Linked DNA regions of Homo sapiens: region 2 is linked to region 1. A link is a loop called in an ENCODE intact Hi-C map of the cell type or tissue named here. Cell type or tissue: MCF 10A. All regions are shown on one strand. Links, peaks and the distances in the headings refer to the core of each region. The heading gives the core; the rest is flanking DNA.

Evidence for each region. Hi-C counts contacts between places; a loop is a spot of excess contacts. Peaks named below come from ENCODE experiments on the same cell type or tissue, not always from the same donor. Only the 100,000 strongest peaks of a DNase experiment are listed, where the experiment ranks them.
Region 2: a loop joins it to region 1, with 9 times the contacts of the local background. A loop is called at or near these places in 7 of 110 quality-filtered maps.

What each region holds. Positions count from the first base shown.
Region 1 is chr6:87,784,411-87,795,162 of GRCh38, forward strand. LOC101928911 (a long non-coding RNA gene) reads left to right here and starts at 450. Exons shown (of 5, transcript NR_110869.1): 1 at 450-557; 2 at 701-852. RefSeq lists an enhancer at 919-1,063 and a cis regulatory region at 985-996. In MCF 10A, for the core only: no CTCF peak of the experiment used is centred there; DNase peaks (open chromatin) are centred at 4,951 and 5,371.
Region 2 is chr6:87,727,060-87,737,811 of GRCh38, forward strand. No RefSeq gene overlaps it. Among named protein-coding and RNA genes, the nearest start is that of AKIRIN2, 30 kb to the left of the region's middle. RefSeq lists enhancers at 4,699-4,848, 8,233-8,897, 10,019-10,078, 10,159-10,208. In MCF 10A, for the core only: no CTCF peak of the experiment used is centred there; DNase peaks (open chromatin) are centred at 3,452, 5,002 and 5,402.

The DNA.
Region 1 (10,752 bases), core at 3,001-8,000:
TGTTTTCCACAACAAAGTTTGTGGTAATTTGTTACCAGCAATAAGAAAACGAATACATTCTGAGCTTTTGTTGCTTAGAAAGCAGTGCCTGAGGCCAAGGCTTATGTGCTACAACTTAATTAGGGAGGGCAATTCCCTAGTAGGGATCGGGAATTAGGGAAAAGTAGAGTGAGGCAGGGAAGGAGGGAAATGCAATTGGAGGATAGCTATTAAGAACAACTGATCCCTTGATCTTGGGGAACTGTTATTGAAAGGGATATATATGATTGCTTCTCAGGACAGTCCTCTGATGTGTTAAAGGGAGAATTAGTTGTTGGCTCCTGTTTCCCTTTGGTCAAAGAATCTTTCCAGTGGGTGTTAATCCTCCTGCACTCCCTGAATGTACATATGCAGACATACCCAGCATCAACGGGAAAGCTGCGGGACAGGATGTCAGAGGTGTGCATGAAGTGAGGTGCTATTGGCATGCACTGAGTGAAGTTGGTTGAAATTTACACAGAGTTGGCTGCCACAATATGGGCTGAGCTGGAACAAGAGGTCAGAGGCCACAGAGAAAGGTAAGGCTGAGAGGATCTGAAGTGGCAAATAACAGGTGACTCTTATGTTGGAATGGTCTCTTGTTGTTCCTTTTTAATGTGGAGAAAGCTGAAGAAGTGGTTAAAGTTTTGTTATATTTTGCTTTGACCTAATACTTTGACAGAGATCATCAACTGCAGTTGCAAAATCCATCATGATATTTGCTGTAAACAGGATATCTAATTCAGCTGGAGCATCTCCATAAAGATTGTTCTAGGCCTCTCTGGGGATCTTCAATGTCCCAGGGCAAACTCTTCACTGTCAACTCTTTTCTGAGTGAGTATGATAGTTTTCTTTTGGAATTTTTATTTTTTCCAAACCTGGTTTCATGATTTTTAAATTTTCTGTAGTGTTTGATTTGGAGTGTCTAAAGGGTTAGATACAACCTTTGATCTATAAGGCATTCTCCAAGAGTAAACATAGATTTGTAATAACCCTTTTGAAGTTCAAATTATGTGGTTTTGGCCTGTGCTTTCTTTGAAGAGTCTCCATTTCCCCCTTAATCTCTGTGCCCAGCAAAGGGATAAACCTTCTTCTTGTGGTTGTTATTATCACAGAGAATAAATTTTCCAGATGTTGCTCTGCAGATTTCCCCTCATGTTTTCTTGGCTAGAACAGTATCACCTTTTTACTCTTAGCTGCAAGAGAGGCTGTGAATGGCAGTATCTAACATTTTCACAGCCTCTTACGGGAGGCAGGTTTGGTGAAAAAGAGGAAAGGAATGGTTGTAGGAAAGGCAACCCAGCAATTTCCCTTCCTGCCTCGTTAATTTCAATCAGTCTTGTCTCCCTGAGACTTTGCCCTAGTTACCTTGACTAAGACTAGAGAGAGTGGATCTTCTCAACCATACATTTACAGACCAATTACAGGACAGGTGATTTCTATTCGTGGTTCATCTCATCTGTTATGTGTTGATTCCTACTAGGGTCACTCTCAGAGGGTGACGTTACTGTCAAGTTCAGGGAGTACCTTTCTCTCCCCTAAACATTGATTAAGATAGGGGTCAAAAGTCCGGGCACAGTTGCTCATGCCTGTAATCCCAGCACTTTGGGAGGCCGAAGTGGGCAGATCACCTGAGGTCAGGAGTTTGAGACCAGCCTGGCTAACATGGTGAAACCCCGTTTGTACTAAAAATACAAAAAATTAGCCGGCTGTGGTGGCGTGCGCCTGTAATCCCAGATACTTGGGAGGCTGAAGCAGGAGAATCACTTGAACCCGAGAGGTGGAGGTTGCAGTGAGCCAAATCACGCCATTGCACTCCAGCTTGGGTAAGAAGAGCAAAACTCCATCTCAAAAAAAAAAAAAAGATAGGGGTCGGAAATCTGACCTCGGCAATTTTAAAACAGCTCTGAGTTTGAGTTTCTATTGTGTTTTGAGTTTGAACCCCCTACAGCCACTTTACATATTTGTTACTTGTTTGACTCATGAAGCATTTGAGCCTGCAACTTCTGGGAAAGAAATCAACTGCAAATTCACTGGGTAAATTGCATATGAGGGAATACAGATTAATATTCCAGAATAGAGAAATTTACTCCTTAAAGTACCAAACATTTCTAATTTTAATTTTCTTGAAAACATATCTTTCCCCTTTTGTTTCTCCTCTACATGGTAAGGTTTTACAGGAATATTTAAGTCAGACATTTCCATTATGGTTTTTTGCTTCTTCCTTCTGTCCTTGCATCTATAGTTTCTTCTTTCAATTTGCTGCACCATCCGCTTTGGCTTTAGAAAAAGGATCACTGAGCTTGAAGGAGTTTTGTCTAAAATAAAAGTAAGTGGTATCTGACTTGTGGATTCCTTTGTTTCCCAACAGTGTCTGTCTAGGACACCTGCTAAGTCACCTATGTTTGTATTTGATCTCACCACTGTCTAGAAGAGACTCTCTTTGGAAAGATCCAAGGAAGAGGGAAACCTTTGAGAACTTTGAATCAGCAGCCTCTATTTCTGATTTTAATACCTTATTTGACGAAGGCCTAGAGACACTTTGTCACACAGGCAGTTAGTGGAAGAGGTGGGAGGGAACTGAGGTCTTTGGTTTATTCCATGCAGGTGAAGATAAACCTCTTTGGATAGCCTTCCCTGTTTCTCCCACATCAAGTGGAAGACCCATGGGAAAAAGGCAGGATTCTGTCTTGTTCACAGCCACATTCACAACACCCTAAATTCACATATCGGGTACTCAGGAATGATTGGATGACTCAATACTATATTTTCCAGGTTCCTTTCTTTTTGGTATATTCTTACTCTCACTATGTTCTTCTAAACTGGGTTTTGTTGTGAGGGCATACTTGTGAGGAGCAAAGGACTATGAAAATTAAAGCCTTTGCAAGTGAATATCTTTGTATGCTATTACTGCATCAGGACAGAATTCAAGGAGCAGAATATGGGAGTGTTGATCTGAACCTGAATAAACCTGGAGAATCATACTATGGAGGATAAGAAGGGACAAGAAAAAGAGAACACTAGGGCAGGAAGATGTCTTGGCGGGACAGGGGAGTCAAGGCATTTTTTGTAGAGCAACCCCAATGAGAAAATACTTTCTCGTTGGGGATGGGGTAGGGTGAGAACACTCTCTCTACTGTTTATCTTTCCCTGTGGAAGAACTTGTTAGAGTTGTACTCTTGGCCTCTCTCCATCCCTGGAAGGAAAAACTGAGCTTGCTCTATACAGCCTCTTCTTTTCTCTCTTAAAGACCCTCCTGCCTATTCTGCTCTCTGTTGTGTTTTAAGGGGCCTGCCTTTGAGGAACAGGCATGTGGTGGGCCTTGTCTTAAGTCAGAGGTAAAGCCATAGAAGCCTGCTGTGGCCATTCATCAAAGCCATGTTCTACTATCCATGCTCTTACTGGTAACCAAATTGATGTTCTGATCTCCATCTGTCTGATTTCTATGTCTATTTCTCAGGTGGTTCCAAACTTGCAAACCAACTTAGAATTTTTTCTTTTTTTGAGATGGAATCTCATTCTGTCGTCCAGGCTGGAGCGCAGTGGCGCAATCTCAGCTCACTGCAACCTCCGCCTCCTGGGTTCAAGCCATTTTCCTGCCTCAGCCGCTGGAGTAGCTGGGACCACAGGCACCCGCCACCATGCCTAGCTGATATTTGTATCTTTAGTAGAGATGGGTTTTCACCATGTTGGCCAGGCTGGTCTCGAACTCCTGACCTCAGGTGATCCGCCTGCCTGGGCCTCCCAAAGTGCTGGGATTACAGGAGTGAGCCACCGTGCCCAGCAGAATTTCTTAAAATCCCTTAAAACCTGTCAGTGTATGTTTTGGCTGCTCTCCTTGTTGTCTGAGAAGCTGGAATTTCTTGTTTTAAGACAGAATTATGGTAATTATTATCATTTATTGAGAACAGGTCAGGGACCATGCTAAACATTTTATGAATATTATGTTGTTGAATCATTTCGGCAATCCTAAGAAGTAGATACTATTATCATCCCATTTTGTAGGTAAACCAGCAATTTTAGAAGGTTAAGAATTTTTCTGCATTCAGCATGGCTAGTAAGCAGTGGAACCAGGTTTTGAGCCCACTGTTTTCTGATTCTTCTGTTCTTAGCTACCAGCCTATAATGTCTCCCACAGCTTTTCAAATAAAGAACTGTGAAGAGAGAAAAATGTTTTGGAAGAAGGAAAGAAAGCTCTGCAAAAGGCAATGTGGGCTAAGATAGGGTATTCTCAGGCAAGAAAGATTGTCTTCTAGAACCCACTGGTCCAATTTGGTCCATTTGTATGAATGTACTCTTTGCACTTACTTCAAGGTTGAGCATTCTGTGAAAGAAAACTTTGGGCTCATGTTCACTCCAGGGAATGGTTTAGGTTTCAGGGTGGTTTCTTTTGTTTTTCCGTGTATCCCCCTGATCCTCTTTTTTTCCTCTTTCTTTTTTTTGCCTCCATAATCTTTGGTCTGGTGTTGACCCTCAATAAGCCACCCTGGCTAATTCATGCTAGTTCTCTGTGCTTTGGACACCTTGTAAAACCTTACTGTGGCGAAGTTTCTCCATTTGTAAAATGTAGCAGGATTGGTAATACTGATTTCCTTATCTTAGCGTGAGTTAAGATTAATTATATACATTTTGCAGCATACTTTGAAAGTATGTGATTAGGTGCTAAAATTTGTGTTTGTACAGATTTAAGTATTTTTGTAGCACATACCCATTTAAATTTAAGGAGTATTTTTATTTTTCTAATGGCTTCTTTAAAATATTTTAAAATCAGTTGCATAATTCTGACAAGTGGGATCTTCTGAATAAATCTCAATTCTAATTTCCCTTTCCCATGATTGTAAACTGTGGGACATTTGTAATAATCTTTGCTGAGTCAGTTTCCTTGGGGGAGGGATTTGTTTCATTTCAAAACATCCTAACAAAACTCCAGCCCATTGACAAGCAGTAACTTGCAAACTAGGGTCGTTGCCCAGGGAGCAGGGAGGGATCACAGACACAGGCAGGAGGAGAAGGGTTATGGTGTTGGAAAATGCTACCTGGAGGTTGCCAAAGATGGACCAGGTGGGAAAACTGCACAGCAATTCACATACCTTGAGCAAATCCAGCAGGCAGTAGGAAACAATAAAAAAGGAGGAATCCTCTCCAGGGACAGGATAAAGGATGGGTAAAAGCAAAGCTGGGAGGATTGGTTAATAAAGATTCGAACTTTCATCTGGACTCATGTTTTCCTGCTTTGTTCAATAAAGTAATTATTAAGCCTCTGATGAGTGTGGAGAGGTGGAGAGGCTCAACAGAAAGCAATGAGTCACTCCTGGGAGCTGTTGGGGAAGGTCATCTTTGAGACAGTAGGAACCTGGGAGGGGCAATCTCATGATCCTGTAGAGAATTGCAACAAGTTTTGCAACTGCCCCACATCTCCCCAACCCTTGGGTTTCTATGGTATTGCTCTGTATTCCAGCTAGTGTCACCAAATGATTAGCCTGGTTCTTTGTTAACCTTTATCCTAACCTTCAAGTCTGCTAAAGTGAAGATTTGTTTAAGGCTAGAGGCAAAGACATAAAATTTCTCTAGACTTCCCAAATACCATTTAACTTTTCTAAAATATTTGAATGTGACTGAGTAGTTGCACAGCAACTAAAACCTTCCCATCACAACCCCCACCTCGTCTTCCTTCCATTCTCCCTATATCCAGTAGTTTAACTCCCTGGGTAAGAACTTACTGAGATTTATTTTCACAAAGTCATAGCATTTAGCCGGTAATTCGTTCTAGCTTTTTGAGCATCTGCTAATATGTGGTGGGAGATCTTAAATTCAACAGACTCATTTTTAATGAATGTCAAATAGGAACTAATCTGTCATGATTACATTATTTATTTTCTAGGAGAGACAGCAATTTGTCATGTAGATAAGTACATCCCTCTCTTTATCAAGAGAGGGAAACAGATGAGCAGGTTTTTTTTGTTTGTTTGTTTTTTACATTCTCAGTAAACAAAGAGACCTTGGGATTTGGATCTTTTCCCTCTTCTATTTTTTTTTATCATCTCAACTTGCCTAAATTTAACTAAGTTGCCCTTCAAAATTTTTTTTTATCAAAATGTAAGTAGGAATTTAAAAATTAATGAGAAAACAAAATGATGTGGTTCTGAATAAAAATGAGGAAGAGCTGAATGTGGAGGGGTTAGCAGGGCTGTTTAATTGACCCCCATACGCAAGTGCTGTTGATAGAAATACAACATGAGACACATATAGAATTTTAAATTATATAGTAGCCGCATTAAAGAAGTAAATGAAATAGGTGAACTTGACTTGAATAATATATTTTATTTAACTCAATATATCTAAAATATTATTTCAACATGTAATCAATATAAAACTATTAATAAGGTATTTTACATAGTTTTTGTACTGTCTTCGAAATTTGATGTGTATCTTCCATGTACAGTGTAATCTCAATTCAGACTAGCTACATTTCAGATCTCAACATTCACAAGTTGCTCGTGATCCCCATATTGGACCCCTAATTCTGGGAAATTATCAATTCCGTTTCATGGTGGTATTTCACTGGATTTGCTTTGGAACTCAGAGCCTGGATCTCTTATGAAAAGCCAGGCTTTGCTTGTGTATTTTAAAAGCAAACTGTTAGTTTCCTTCTTAACTTTAATCTTCATTTCCTCTTGGCTCAGCACACTTGAAATAATATTCTAGAAACCCATACTGGGTGAAAGGGGTTAGGGGAAACTGGATTGTGTCAGGGAAAGGTTCAAAGCCAGGCTCCCTAAATGGATGCCTCTCTGTTTAGACTGGACATTTCTTTCTCATGTGGGAGGTCCTCCAGCTGGTCTACTGTAGAAAAAAAAATGTTTATAATGTAACAAAGTCTAAGCTTTAGTTCCTAGTCTGAGCACAATAATTCACATTAGATAGTTAATAGAAAAATAACACTTTCACACTTGATTCTTCAAGAGCAGTATTCTTTTCTCACATAAAGTTGCACTTTACTGGTAGTGACGATGGCATGGAGTGAAGGCTCCTTGTCCCGTGAGAGTTGGTGGAGTGACCTAACACGAGTTAGACCACAGGGTCTTCACTGCACCCAGTTATCCAGAATTCAGGAAAGTGGGGGAATCCCTGACTCTCTGGCTCCATTCCCTTTTCTGAACTTTAACTTCTAGGCAGGGAGCCCTAAGTCTTTCTTCTTTTACCCCCACCCTCATCAGGTACAGGATGCTTGTTCCAAATTTTTGAGCACCTGTTGATCACCTAGAGTGTAATTTCCGCAGCTTGGCAGACAGCTGTGCTGTAGGTGAGTGAGTCCTTTGCTTAAAGTCCAAAGATCTAATTTCTATTTTTTTTTTTTTTTGAGACAGAGTTTCACTGTTGTTGTCCAGGCTGGAGTGCAATGGCACGGTCTCGGCTCACTGCAACCTCTGCCTTCCGGGTTCAAGCGATTTTCCTGCCTCAGCCTCCCGAGTAGCTGGGATTATAATTATAGGCGCCCGCCACCAGGCCTGGCTAATTTTTTTTTTTTTTTTGTATTTTTAGTAGAGATGGGGTTTTACCATGTTGGCCAGGCTGGTCTTGAACTCCTGACCTCAGGTGATCTGCCCGCCTCGGCCTCCCGAAGTGCTGGGTGGCAAAGTGAGCCACCCGAGCCCGGCCTAAGCTTTTGTTTCTATATTTGTAGAGTGGTAGGAATGCTTATCTCACAGGGCTGTTGGAAGGATTAAATGAGGTGATGCGTGTGAAAGCATTTTAGAATCTGTAAAACTATACACACTTCAGTTGTTAATAGTGTTGTGGCAAGGTTCCAAGATATATTCCTGCTGAATTCCCTGGCCATTCCAACTCTTTTTTAAGCTCGTGGAGGTGCTTAACCCCACCCTATCCTGAATCTCAGCTCTGTCAGATTTGTTCACTCCTTTTCCAACTGTCTGGTCCCATAATCCTTATTAAGTGGACAGTGGCCCACATGATCACACACCTGTCCACACTGAGGGCTGGGGCAGACACTTAACCCGAGCTGGGCCATGTAAATTTTTCCTATCTAGATATGGAAATTGGGACCAAAGGAGTTTATTAATCACTTAAGTTGTCCAATTTGGGCAACATAGTGAGACCGTGTCTCTATAAAAACAAAAAATTAGCCAGATATGGTGGTGCAAGCCTGTAGTCCCAGCTACTCAGGAGGCTGAGGTGAAAGGATTGCTTGAGCCCAGAAGGTCGAGGCTGCAGTGAGCCAGGATTGTGCCACTGTACTCCAGCCTGGACAACAGAGCAAGGCCCTGTCTCAAATAAAACAAAAACAAAAACAGAAACTTGAATTTGAATGGTTTAGAATTTCAGTTCTCAAAATGTGGTCCATGGGCCCCTGGGGACCCCAAGACTCTTTCATGGGGTCCAAGAAGTTAAAACCATTTTGATAACAAGGCTAAGAGGATATCTGCCTTTTTTTTTTTTTTTTTTAAAGATGGAGTCTCACTCTGTCACCCAGGCTGGAGTGCAGTGGTGCCATCTTGGCTCACTGCAACCTCTGCCTTCTGGGTTCAAGCGATTCTCCTGTCTCAGCCTCCCGAGTAGCTGGGATTACAGGCACATGCCACCACGCCTGGCTAATTTTTGTATTTTTAGTAGAGACAGAGTTACACCATGTTGGCCAGGCTGGTCTCGAATGCCTGACCTTGTGATCCACCCACCTTGGCCTCCCAAAATGCTGGGATTACAGGTGTGAGTCATCGCGCCTGGCCGCCTTTTTTTTTTAAGTGTGCTTTTTCACATATGGAATAACAGCAGTGATGGGGAATACTGCTGGCATCTTAGCATGAATCAAGGCAATAGCACTTACTGTGGTTGTTACATTTCTCACTACCATGCACTCACAGTAAGAAAAAATAAGGAAAAAATAAAAGCAAAAGCCAGTGTTACTTAATAATGTCCCTGATGAAGCAGTAAAAATAATTAATTTCATTAAAACTTGACTTTTGGGTACATGTCTTTTTCACATTCTGTGTGATGAAATGGAAAAAATGCATACATCATATCTACTGCATGCTGAAGTAGGCAATTGTCTGGGAAAACCACTTAAGTAATTGCTTGCGTGGTGAACTAAAACTAATGGCTTTTTTTCAAGGAGTACCATTACTACTTGACTGCACAAACTATGATGTCTCAAACCAGGTATTTGGCAGACATTTTCTTGAAAATGAACCAGATTATCCTGTCACTTCAAGAAAAACAACCAACAACATTTTTTTTCTGTGCCAATGTTAGAATTTGTGTTTCCAAACGAAAACTAGAATTTTGTAAAACTTGTATCTGTCACTGTGAGCTTGATAGCTTTTCAATACTTAAAGACCTTTCTGAAGGGATCAGTGGTGATATCAACAAATGAGATTTAAGAAATATATTTGTATAAAATGTGTCAACATTAGGAAGATGAGATGTATAACTCAGTGAACCAATATTTTATGAATGACAAATGTGCAGGTTAAAGATCTAATCAAAGTGCAAGACAGACTAGCGGATTTTAATGTTATGGTAAAAAAGACAATTTCTTTTATATGAATTCAGATTCCACATTGCAATTAAACTTTAAGAAACTACCACATGTTGAGTTTTGGTGTATTGTCAAAAATTATCCACAAATACTTTACTCTTTTTAAGCTACATTTCTCTGTGAGACTGAATTTTCTTTATATACTTCAACTGAAATAGTATATCACAACAGATTGAATGTAGAAGCAGATGTAGGGATTCAATTGTCATTTATTAAGCAAGCCACTAAAGGGATTTTCAAAAATGTCAAAAAAATTTCATTGTCACTATAATTTTTTGTTTATTTTGGAAAAACAAATCAGATGTGGGCATCTATGTTTGGCTCATGCATGTGCAAATGAAGAGAGGATGCTAGTATTTTCAGAGTGAGAGAGAAGAGAGAGAAGACAGAAGCAGAGATGAAAGAACATGTGGAGAGAGAGAGAACAAAAATAAGCTTTGGTTCCTAATATCTGTACCTGGTTCTTGTCTCTCTTGAGGCCTGGCTGTGTTGCCCAATTTAGAGTTCTAGGAAATTTCCATGTATTTTTCCAATAAACTCTCTTTTTATTTAAACTTATTTAAAAGGGATATATATATATATATAATTTAATTTAATTTTTTTTTTTTTGAGACAGAGTCTTGTTCTGTCACCCATGCTGGAGTGCACTGCTCAGTCTCAGCTCACTGCAACCTCCACCTCCTGGGTTCAAGCGATTCTGCTGCCTCAGCCTCCTGAGTAGCTGGGATTACAGGCACACGCCACCGCACCCGGCTAATTTTTGTATTTTTAGTAGAGACGGGGTTTCACCATGTTGGCCAGGCTGGTCTCAAACTTCTGACCTCAAGTGATCCACCCACATCAGCCTCTCAAAGTGCTGGGATTACAGGTGTGAGCCACTGCAGCTGGTCTCTTTTCTTCCCTGTTTGGCTTGCTGTTCCTGAAGGGTAGAGACTTTTGATTACTTTAGACCCCACAATGTGTAGTCCCTACTCAGTTTGCAGTAGCTGAAGAATGAGTGAGTAGCTCTGCCTGAGGGAGCTGAGGAAGGCATCCTGAAGGATGATCAGGCATTTGTCAGGCAGATGACGGGGAAGACATTCTAAGGAAAAAGCTTGGGTGAGTTCAGGAGTCTGCTTCGCCCTTATGGGTGTGGTCATGCTTAAGGACAGAGGAAGCACGCAGTGGCATTCACTTTTGCC
Region 2 (10,752 bases), core at 2,412-7,411, 58 kb before region 1:
AGCCTGGCCAACATGGTGAAACCTCATCTCTAATAGAAATACAAAAATTAGCTGGGTGCACTGGCTGGCGCCTGTAATCCCAGCTACTTGGGAGGCTGAGGCAGGAGGATCACTTGAACTCGGGAGGTGGAGGTTACAGTGAGTTGATATCACGCCATTGCACTCCAGCCTGGGCAACACAGCAAGACTCCGTCTAGAGAAAAAAAAAAAGTGATTTATTTTTCTTGTTCATCATGTTTCCCCAGCCTGTAGATATAAATTTGGTCACTTTTTTTTTTTTTGAGATGGAGTTTTGCTCTTGTTGCCTAGGCTGGATGCAGTGGCACAATCTCAGCTCACTGCAACCTCCACTTCCCGGGGTCAAGTGATTCTCCTGCCTCAGCCTTCTGAGTAGCTGGGATTACAGGTGCCCATCACCATCACCAGGCCCAGCTAATTTTTTGTATTTTTAGTAGAGACGGGTTTCACCATGTTAGCCAGGCTGGTCTCAAACTCCTGACCTCAGGTGATCCACCAGCCTCAAACTCCCAAAGTGCTGGGATTACAGGTGTGAGCCACTGTGCCCAGCCAATTTGGTCACATTAATGACAAATCCTAAATTTTACTGGCTCTTGTTTCAACCTACATAATGCAGGTTTTCCAGCCTCACCCGATGTCTCTCCCAGAATCCCCAAGGATGATCTCATATGTGCTCACAAACAGTTCTCTCATATTCCTCTGTTTTGCCTCCTATGTTGTTGGCTATGGCCCAAGAAGCCATTTGCAGGTCCATACCTATGTCAGTGCCAAGCATGACAAGACTGTTGTCCACGATAAATGTGTGCTGCCTCCTAATGCTTTCACTCCATGTCACCCCTCGACCCAGCACCACAATGTAGGCCCATTTGCCTTACAGATGTCTCTCATAAAAATGCTTCCTTTAACAACTGTATGAAGCCCTTTTGTCTCTGGGGCTCAGAGGTGTGTACTGGGAATGAGCTGAGGAATCAAACAGGGTGCTTGCTTGCTTTCTCTCTCTCTCTTCCTTCCTTCCTTCCTTCCTTCCTTCCTTTCTTTCTTTCTTTCTTTCTTTCTTTCTTTCTTTCTTTCTTTCTTTCTTTCTTTCTTTTTCTTTCTTTCCTTCCTTCCTTCCTTCTTTATTTCTTTCTTTCTTCTCTTTCTTTCTCTCTCTCTCTCTCTCTTTTTTTTTGAGACACAGTCTCGCTCTGTCGCCCAGGCTGGAGTGCAGTGGCGCGATCTCTGCTCACTGCAAGCTCCGCCTCCTGGGTTCACGTCATTCTCCTGCCTCAGCCTTCCGAGTAGCTGGGACTACAGGCACCCCCGCCACCACACCCGGCTAATTTTTGTTTTTATATTTTTAGTAGAGACAGGGTTTCACTGTGTTAGTAGGATGGTCTCCATCTCCTGACCTCGTGATCCGCCTGCCTCGGCCTCCCAAAGTGCTGGGATTACAGGCGTGAGCCACTGTGCTCGGCTCTTTTTTGTTTCTTTATTCTTTTTCCAAATCACAGGCTTCTCTCTCCTCTCCCCTCGTGCAAATCAAGTCACACAAATTGACATCTGCAAATAGATATCACTGGCTGTACCTAGTCATCATTCAAGCCAGTCAGAACAGTTTAGGATCAAGCTGGTGGACTTCTGAAGCATTATTTTTATTTTTCAATGTTTCACAGTTGTTGTTATAATGGTATTTTTCAACAACTAGAAAAGTATGGCCTAAAACAGTCAACTTGTCCTATAAAATTTATGCTGACACAGTGTGCCTTTGCCAGAATACTTTCTTACACGTCTTCTTCTCCTACACCCCAGTGTATTTGTCTGTTAACAGAATACAGGAACTTCTTTGGCACGTAGATTCTGAATGTCAGCACAAGCACTGAGTCTTAGGAAAATGGAACAAATTAGGGAATTTCTCAGCAGTACCACTGCCAGCTTTCTCCGGGCACTTGTACCAGTGTTTATTTTAATGACTTCAATCAGGATATGTTCCTCACCTTAATGCAGAAGCTCAAGATTTTAGAGATCAGCAGAGGATTCAATGTATTTTAGTCTTGCTTTGCAGAAATTATTGGGTGGAGTTTTTCTGTGAGGAAATGGAGCAGTAAAAATCCCTTCTTGCCACCACTTTCCACCCCAGCTTTGTCATTTGGCATCTGTCCACCTGAATTTATTTTAACAGTTCCAGCTTATGGTTCATAAAAGATCATAAACCAATATTATGTCCACAGATTGAGTTCTGCATATAGCATTTAAACATCTCTTCTCTAGAAAAATTACAAAAAATGCCTTAGAGTTCTGTAGGTACAAGATTTTCATTGTTTTTTTGTTTTTTTTTTGTTTTGTTTTGTTTTGTTTTTTGATTCAGTTTTATGATGTCTTTTGGAAACATGGTTTGCCCCTTGTATAGTGAACCCTTGTACATTTTTCAAAAGTCATCAAAGGACAAAGAAAGGAAAAACTGGTGAATGTGACAGAGGCACCCAGCAATGTTCTGAGGGACAGATTTCACAAGCTGCCCAAGTGGCCCAAAAGAATTTACAGGGAAGGCAGGTAAGCCCTTTAAGTTTGATTTCAAGTTGAAGATGCATTCTGGGGAGCTTTGACCATGGAAAAGGTATCTGAGGGTCTCAGTTTACTCTTCGTATCTGTAGCTGAACCTTAGATGAGAAAAGAGACAAATCTTGAGGATGTGGTAGGCAGGCAAGCTACATGAGGAGGAATAGCAGGAGATGTGGAGGAGAAACGTGACTCAGGATGTACTTGGAAGATAGATGGCTTTCAGGGAGATGGTTCCTTCATCAATGCCTGTTTCCATCACTGTCATGCAGTGTCTACCCTCTCTTATATTTTCTCACAACCAGTTTTACAAAACATCCAGAGGGAACTGACACAGCGTGTCTTTGCCAGAATACCTTCTTACACGTCTTCTTCCCCTACACCCCAGAGTTTCATATACATAAAAACATGGAACTAAGCACCATGTTTTTATGTATATGAAATCGATTGTCAGATCATTTAGCAGTGGTTATATTGAAAGTGGAGAGTGAAAAAAAGAGGTAGTGAGGGAAAAAGATATTGAATCTATCCAATCATCTTTGTAGGATATAAGAAGTCTCATGGTACAGGTATAGTCAATGTGAAACCTTAACAATGCATTAATTATAAAGCTCAAGCAGTTCTGAGATAAGATGATTTTGGTTTATGGGGATACAATAAATTTGAGTCTGCAGCATATGAAAGAATTTTCCCAGATATTGCGCTTTCTTTTTCATTTTTCTCATTTTAATCAATAGAATGTAAGGATAAAGTACAAAATGTATGGAAAGAATAAAACTTTCCTGCGTCCTCCTGACTATAAAAAGGTGAGTGAATCATCTGCTTAAACACCAACCCAGTCATTTTATCTCCTGTGTCCTTGAATGAGAAGCTGGGCTGGGCACCCCTCCAGCTGGTAAGAGGATCTTTGAGTCGCATGATAGAAGGGAGAAGTCTGAACCTGCAGCTCTCTCTTTCTCTTCCCTCTGGTTTCTGGCAGGCTTTCTGCGCAGAGACCATCCTCTGTCATGATTGTGCACACACATTTCCAGTGCAGGTCCCCTTTGCCCCATTACTGTTCTGATCAGAACCCTGAGCCTGTGTGGAGATGCCTGTAAGGACAGGCAGGTCTGGCTCATTACAAAGAAACAGGATCTTTAGGCTTCCTGGGAATGGTTCACACAGTTGGGTGGGCTCTGAGATCAAGGTGTCTGCATGATTCCTGGAAAGAGATGCAGAGTAGGCATCCCTAACCTGGGCCAGGTGCCTCAAATCATAAGATTTTAGGACAGGAATTGTGTGCTCTGGTTCTTGAGAAGAACCAGAAGAGTGAGAAAGGATGCAGTGATGCACACCAACACCTCCACAAGGGAAACACGTGAATGTGCCTGTCCTTAGGACAGGGCTTAGCCGGGCCCCCCGCGCAAAAGAAGTTCAGCAGCATGGGTAGTGGAAATCAGACAAGCAGCCCTGCCCTGCATGACAGACAGCCCAGGCTCTCCATCAGAAGCTGCAAAAGTCCTAATCACTTTCCCCACAAAGTGGACATGGAAGTCCTTCTTTTTTTTTTTTTTTTTTTTACTTTTTCTTTTTCAAATTATTCTTTCTTTTTTGAGACAGGGTCACACTCTGTGGCCCAGGCTGGAGTGCAGTGGTGCAATCATGGCTTACTGTAGCCTTGACCTCCTGGACTCAGGTGATCCTCCTACCTCAGCCTCCTGAGTGGCTGGGACTACAGGTGTGCATCACCATGCCCAGCTTTTTTTTTTGTATTTTTTAGTAGAAATGAGGTTTCACCATGTTGCCCAGGCTGGTGTCAAACTTATGGGCTCAAGTAATCCACCCACCTCATCCTCCCAAACTACTGCTGGGATTACAGGTGTGAGCCACCTTGCATTTTCTTTTTTGCCTTTTTTTTTTTTTTTTTTTTTTTTTGAGATAGGGTCTCACTCTGTCGCCCAGGCTACAGTGCAGTAGCATGATTTCAGCTCACTGCAGCCTCAGCCTCCTGGGTCTAAGTGATCCTCCCACCTCAGCAGCCTGGTATCTAGGACCATAGGTGTGTGTCACCATGCCCGGCTAATTTTTTTTATTTTTTTGTAATGACAGGGATCTCCTTGTGTTGCCCAGGTTGGTCTCACACTCCTCAGCTCAAGCGATCATCTCACTTTGGCCTCCCAAAGTGCTAGGATTCAGGGATGAGCCCACTGCACCTGGCCGAAGTCCTTTCTACTTCAGATTTCCATCATGGGTAACTGTGAAATCAGAAAGGAATTGAAATGAAGAAAACTCTGTGGCTTCCTTGGTGAAGTAAACCAGTTTGGGCTAGAGAGAGGTGAGCAGCCAATGTTACAGTAGGAACAATACTTCCTGTATCCTCTTCTGAATCATTGCGTAATAGGTTTCTGACATGTAGAAAGCCCTGAAGAAACATAGCAGGGAAGGAAGTGAATGAGCCAACTGCATTGGCTCAGTGCCCGCGGAACACCCTACTTCAAGGATAAAATTGCACCTCTGCTGCCAACAGTTCAGGCAAGGGAACCTAGACAAATAATGCTTGGAATTCAACAGAAGAACAAGCCAAAAGAGGTCTAGGCATTTTAAAAAATGACTTCTAAGATTGCTCTTTTGCTTGGCTTGTTTGCGTGCTTGCTTTAGTTCAGGTGATGAGAATAGAGAGTAAATAACCCACCTCCTTATTCTAAGTAGCATCTGTTTAAATGACACAGAGGGATGTCATCCAGGTAAAAGGGTGTGGAGCCCTGCTACCTCATACTTCCCTCCTGGCTAAATGAAAAGCCAAGGGCTGCTATAAAAAGTAATTTGTGTCCAACTCTTTGGGGAGGGAAGTATTCTCATACTGAAAATGTCATACTCCAAATTTTAACCTAGTGCTCTTTCCTGCTCTTGCTCATAAAGTGATTCACATGACTTTTAGTAGCTTTAGCTTCTTCAGAATGGAGGAACAAGCAACCAGTGATCACCTGATGGAATTACACAACATGGTTTATTTTGGAGAAAACAGAAGTCAGAGTGAGGATCATTTATTTCATCAGCTTCATAATCACAAAAGTTACCCAGGCTAAAAATGATCTTTAGTCACTCTGCCTTTTATGCATCCCCCTCTGGCTTCCAAAGTCTCATACTTAATTTTTTTTTTTTTTGAAAGCTACTTTTAACTTAAAAATTCAGGCTGGGTGCTGTGGCTCACACCTGTAATCCCAGCACTTTGAGAGGCCAAGGCGTCCGGATCACCCGAGGTTGGGAGTTCGAGACCAGCCTGACCAACATGGAGAATCCCTGTCTCTACTAAAAATACAAAGTTAGCCAGGCGTGGTGGCACATGCCTGTAATCCCAGCTACTTGGGAGGCTGAGGCAGGAGAATTGCTTGAACCCGGGAGGCAGAGGGTGCGGTGAGCTGAGATCATGCCAGGCACTCCAGCCTGGGCAACAAGAGCGAATCTCTGTCTCAAAAAAAAAAAAAAAAAAAAAATCAGCTAGGCACAGTGGCTCACACTTGTAATCCCAACACTTTGGGAGGCTGAGGCAGGAGGACCACTTGAGGCCAGAAGTTCAAGACCAGCCTGGGCAACACAGCAAGACCCCATCTCTACAAAAAATTTAAAAACAGCTCTACAAGAAATTTTAAAAATTAGCTGGGTGTGGTGGTGTGAGTCTGTAGCCCTAGCTACTTGGGAGGCTGAGGTGTGAGGATTGCTTGAGCCTAGAAGTTCAAGGCTATAGTGACCTACAAATGTGCCACTGAACTTCAGCCTGGGTGACAGAGCAAGACCTTATCTCCAAAATAAAAATGAAAATAAATAGGGCCAGGCGTGGTGGCTCACACCTGTAATCCCAGCACTTTGGGAGGCCAAGGCAGGTGGGTCACTTGAGGCCAAGAGTTCAAGACCAGCCTGGCCAACATGGTGAAACCCCATCTCTACTAAAAATACAAAACTTAACAGGGTGTGGTGGCACGTGCCTGTAATCCCAGCTACTCATGAGGCTGAGGCAGGAGAATCGCTTGAACCCGGGAGGCAGAGGTTGTAGTGAGCCAAGATTGTGCCACTGCACTCCAGCCTGGGTGTCAGAGCAAGACTTGGTCTCAAAAAATAAAATAAAATAAATAAAAATTATTTCTTCTGCCCTTACTTCTGTGTCACTTTTCTCCTCACTTAATTCTTTCCATTATTCAATAATAGAAATAGGATAGCACAAGGAGTTGAGGGGGTCTCCTGAATCAGTCAAAATATGGGAGTGAGAGGGAAATGGAAGACCCTCTTACCCCAGTGTTTTGGCTGTAATCAAGAAACCAGCATGAATCCAAATTTAATCAGTCTGGTTGTACATTACAACCAGACTGAGGTAATGATGAACACTAGTGTGGTGGTTTGACAAAGGAGACCAAAGATCAAGAATTTCAGGATCTGACAGGAGGACACTTGATCTGGCAAGATAGCTAATACTTAGGAGCTTACTGTGTGGGCACTGCTCTAATCACTTTACACATGGCAACTTATTTAACCTTCACAACAATGCAGTCAGGCATTTACCATTATTGTTGCCATTTTGCAGATAAGAAAACCCAGGCACAAACTGGTGCTTTCGTTAGACACAGAGATGCACTGTCCAGATCCTCACTGTTTAGATCCTCCTTCACAGGCTTTATAACCAGTTTCCTCAACGAGAGTGACCACTGTCCCAGTTTACTCAGTCATCTCCCGATTTTAGCATTCCTTGCCCCAGTAAACCCTCAGTTGCATACAAACCAGGATGGTTGATTGCTTCAGCCCAATCCTGCTTCCTTCCCCTGCCTTCCACAGGTGTTGATCCCTAATAAACATCTTGTACCCCAGTTATGGTTGACGGGCATTCCAGCATCAGACTATGTGTTGTTTTTGTTTTTGAGACGGGTCTCACTCTGTCACCCAGGCTGGAGTGTGGTGGTGCAATCAATGCTCACCGCAACCTCTGCCTCCTGGGCTCAGGTGATCCTCCCACCTCAGCTTCCCAAGTAGCTGGGACTACAGGCACGTGCCATCACACCCAGCTAATTTTTGTATTATTATTATTATTATTATTTTTGGGACAGAGTCTTGCTCTGTCTCCCAGGCTGGAGTGCAATGGCACGATCTTGGCTCACTACAACCTCCACCTTCCGGGTTCAAGCAATTCTCCTGTCTCAGCTTCCTGAGTAGCTGGGATTACAGGCACACACCACCACGCCTGGCTAATTTTTGTATTTTTAGTAGAGACAGGGTTTTACCATGTTGGTCAGGCTGGTCTTGAACTCCTGACCTTGTGATCCACCCGCCTCGGCCTCCCAAAGTGCTGGGATTACAGGCGTGAGCCACCGTGCAACGCCTAATTTTTGTATTTTTTGTAGAGATGTGGTTTCACCATGTTGCCCAGGCTAGTCTCAAACCCGTGAGCTCAAGCGTTTCACCCCTCACGGCCTCCCAAAGTACTGGTATTACAGGCATGAGCCACTGTGCCTGGCCCCAGACTGTGTGTTCTTAATCTCAAAGCCTCACTCTCCCTTTACATAAGTGTTCTGGGCACTGGAAAGGGGTAATCAACAGAAGTCCAGACAGGTTCTCCAGGCTCTGTATAGCCCAGATGAAATATTCCCAATAGTAATGAAAGTAGCTCACGTTTACTCAGTGTGCTAGGAGATGAGCTAAGTGCTTTGCGTGTGAAGGAGGTTCTATCAATATTCTTTTTTTTTTTTTGTAGAAGCTTTATTTTTTTTATTTTTTTTTTTTTTATTGATCATTCTTGGGTGTTTCTCGCATAGGGGGATTTGGCAGGGTCATAGGACAATAGCGGAGGGAAGGTCAGCAGATAAACAAGTGAACAAAGGTCTCTGGTTTTCCTAGGCAGAGGACCCTGCGGCCTACCACAGTGTTTGTGTCCCTGGGTACTTGAGATTAGGGACTGGTGATGACTCTTAACGAGCATGCTGCCTTCAAGCATCTGTTTAACAAAGCACATCTTGCACCGCCCTTAATCCATTTAACCCTGAGTGGACACAGCACATGTTTCAGAGAGCACAGGGTTGTGGGTAAGGTCATAGATCAACAGCATCCCAAGGCAGAAGAATTTTTCTTAGTATAGAACAAAATGGAGTCTCCTATGTCTACTTCTTTCTACACAGACACAGCAACAATCTGATTTCTCTATCTTTTCCCCACATTTCCCCCTTTTCTATTTGACAAAACCGCCATCATCATGGCCCGTTCTCAATGAGCTGTTGGGTACACCTCCCAGAAGGGGTGGCGGCCGGGCAGAGGGGCTCCTCACTTCCCAGAAGGGGCGGCCGGGCAGAGGCGCCCCCCACCTCCCGGATGGGGCGGCTGGCCGGGCGGGGGCTGCCCCCCACCTCCCTCCCGGGTGGGGCAGCTGGCCGGGTGGGGGCTGCCCCCCACCTCCTGGACGGGGCGGCTGCCGGGCGGAGACGCTCCTCACTTCCCAGACAGGGCAGCTGCTGGGCGGAGGGGCTCCTCACTTCTCAGACGGGGCGGCTGCCGGGCGGAGGGGCTCCTCACTTCTCAGACGGGGCGGCCGGGCAGAGACGCTCCCAGATGGGGTCGCGGCCGGGCAGAGGCACTCCTCACATCCCAGATGGGGCGGCAGGGCAGAGGCGCTCCCCACATCTCAGACGATGGGCGGCGGGGCAGAGACGCTCCTCACTTCCTAGATGGGATGGCAGCCGGGAAGAGGCGCTCCTCACTTCCCAGACTGGGCAGCCGGGCAGAGGGGCTCCTCACATCCCAGACCATGGGCGGCCAGGCAGAGACGCTCCTCACTTCCCAGACGGGGTGGTGGCCGGGCAGAGGCTGCAATCTCAGCACTTTGGGAGGCCAAGGCAGGCGGCTGGGAGGTGGAGGTTGTAGCTAGCCGAGATCACACCACTGCACTCCAGCCTGGGCAACATTGAGCACTGAGTGAACGAGACTCCGTCTGCAATCCCGGCACCTCGGGAGGCCGAGGCTGGCAGATGACTCGCGGTTAGGAGCTGGAGACCAGCCCAGCCAACACAGCGAAACCCCGTCTCCATCAAAAAAATACGAAAACCAGTCAGGCGTGGCGGCGCGCCCCTGCAATCACAGGCACTGGGCAGGCTGAGGCAGGAGAATCAGGCAGGGAGGTTGCAGTGAGCCGAGATGGTAGCAGTACAGTCCAGCTTCGGCTTGGCATCAGAGGGAGACCACGGAAAGAGAGGGAGAGGGAGACCGTGGGGAGAGGGAGGGGGAGGGGGGAGGGGGAGAGGGGGAGGGGGAGGGGGGAGGGGGAGGGGGAGGGGGGGAGGGGGGAGGGAGGGGGAGGGGGGGAGGGGGAGAGGGAGAGGGAGAGCCAATATTCTTATTTTACAAATGAGAAGGCTGAGGCTTAGAGAGTTTACTAGCCCAAGAACAAGTCTCAGGATTTTAACCTATGCACTCTGCCCCTAGACTCCAAATTAGAGATACAGATAAAGCTGAATAGCTTAGTGTTACAAAACGGAAAGAGGTGTTTTTTGGAGTAGAGTTGTAGACGGGTTCAAGGCAGTCAGTGAAGATGTAAAAAGAGCCCAGCAAAATGTCAAGAGGCTACAGTCCAAGTTGTCAAAAAGAAACTAAGAGAGTTTAAGAACAGGACATTAAATATTCAACTGTAAGTTGTTTATATTGCAATAAACCTCTATTGTTCTCTCCATCTTCTCAAATCTTCTCAAGCCTTGAGTAAAGTCTGACGCAGCAGGGCCTTACATTTAGTGTGTGAGTGTAAACCACAAAGAGACTGCCTGAGCAGAGTATAGGAATCAGTAGAGGCAAGAAATCAGTTAAAGGTGTCTTGTGACAGCCCTCTTCAAATTCCCCTCACTCTCCCACCTGCCCCCAGCCTGGAAGAATTTAGAGATGTTTAGGAGATTATTGGACTTTCCACAGCCTTGGAAAGAGATTTGAGCAAAATTTATCTACGTCTTTAGGGACAGGGAGATTCCACATAATAGGTGACAAGTACATGCATGAGAAGGAGTTTATTAAGATAAATAAAAAATGATAATGGTAGCTCTCTCTAAGAGAGGGAAGTAGGAAAATGGTTAATTTGCATTTGCCTTTTAGTGCTTTTCCTAGGTTTTCAAAATTTGTACAACAAATATGTTACCTTTGTAGCCCGAGAACAGAACAATAAATTATCAAAAAATTATCAAAATGATCAATGTCTGTTTC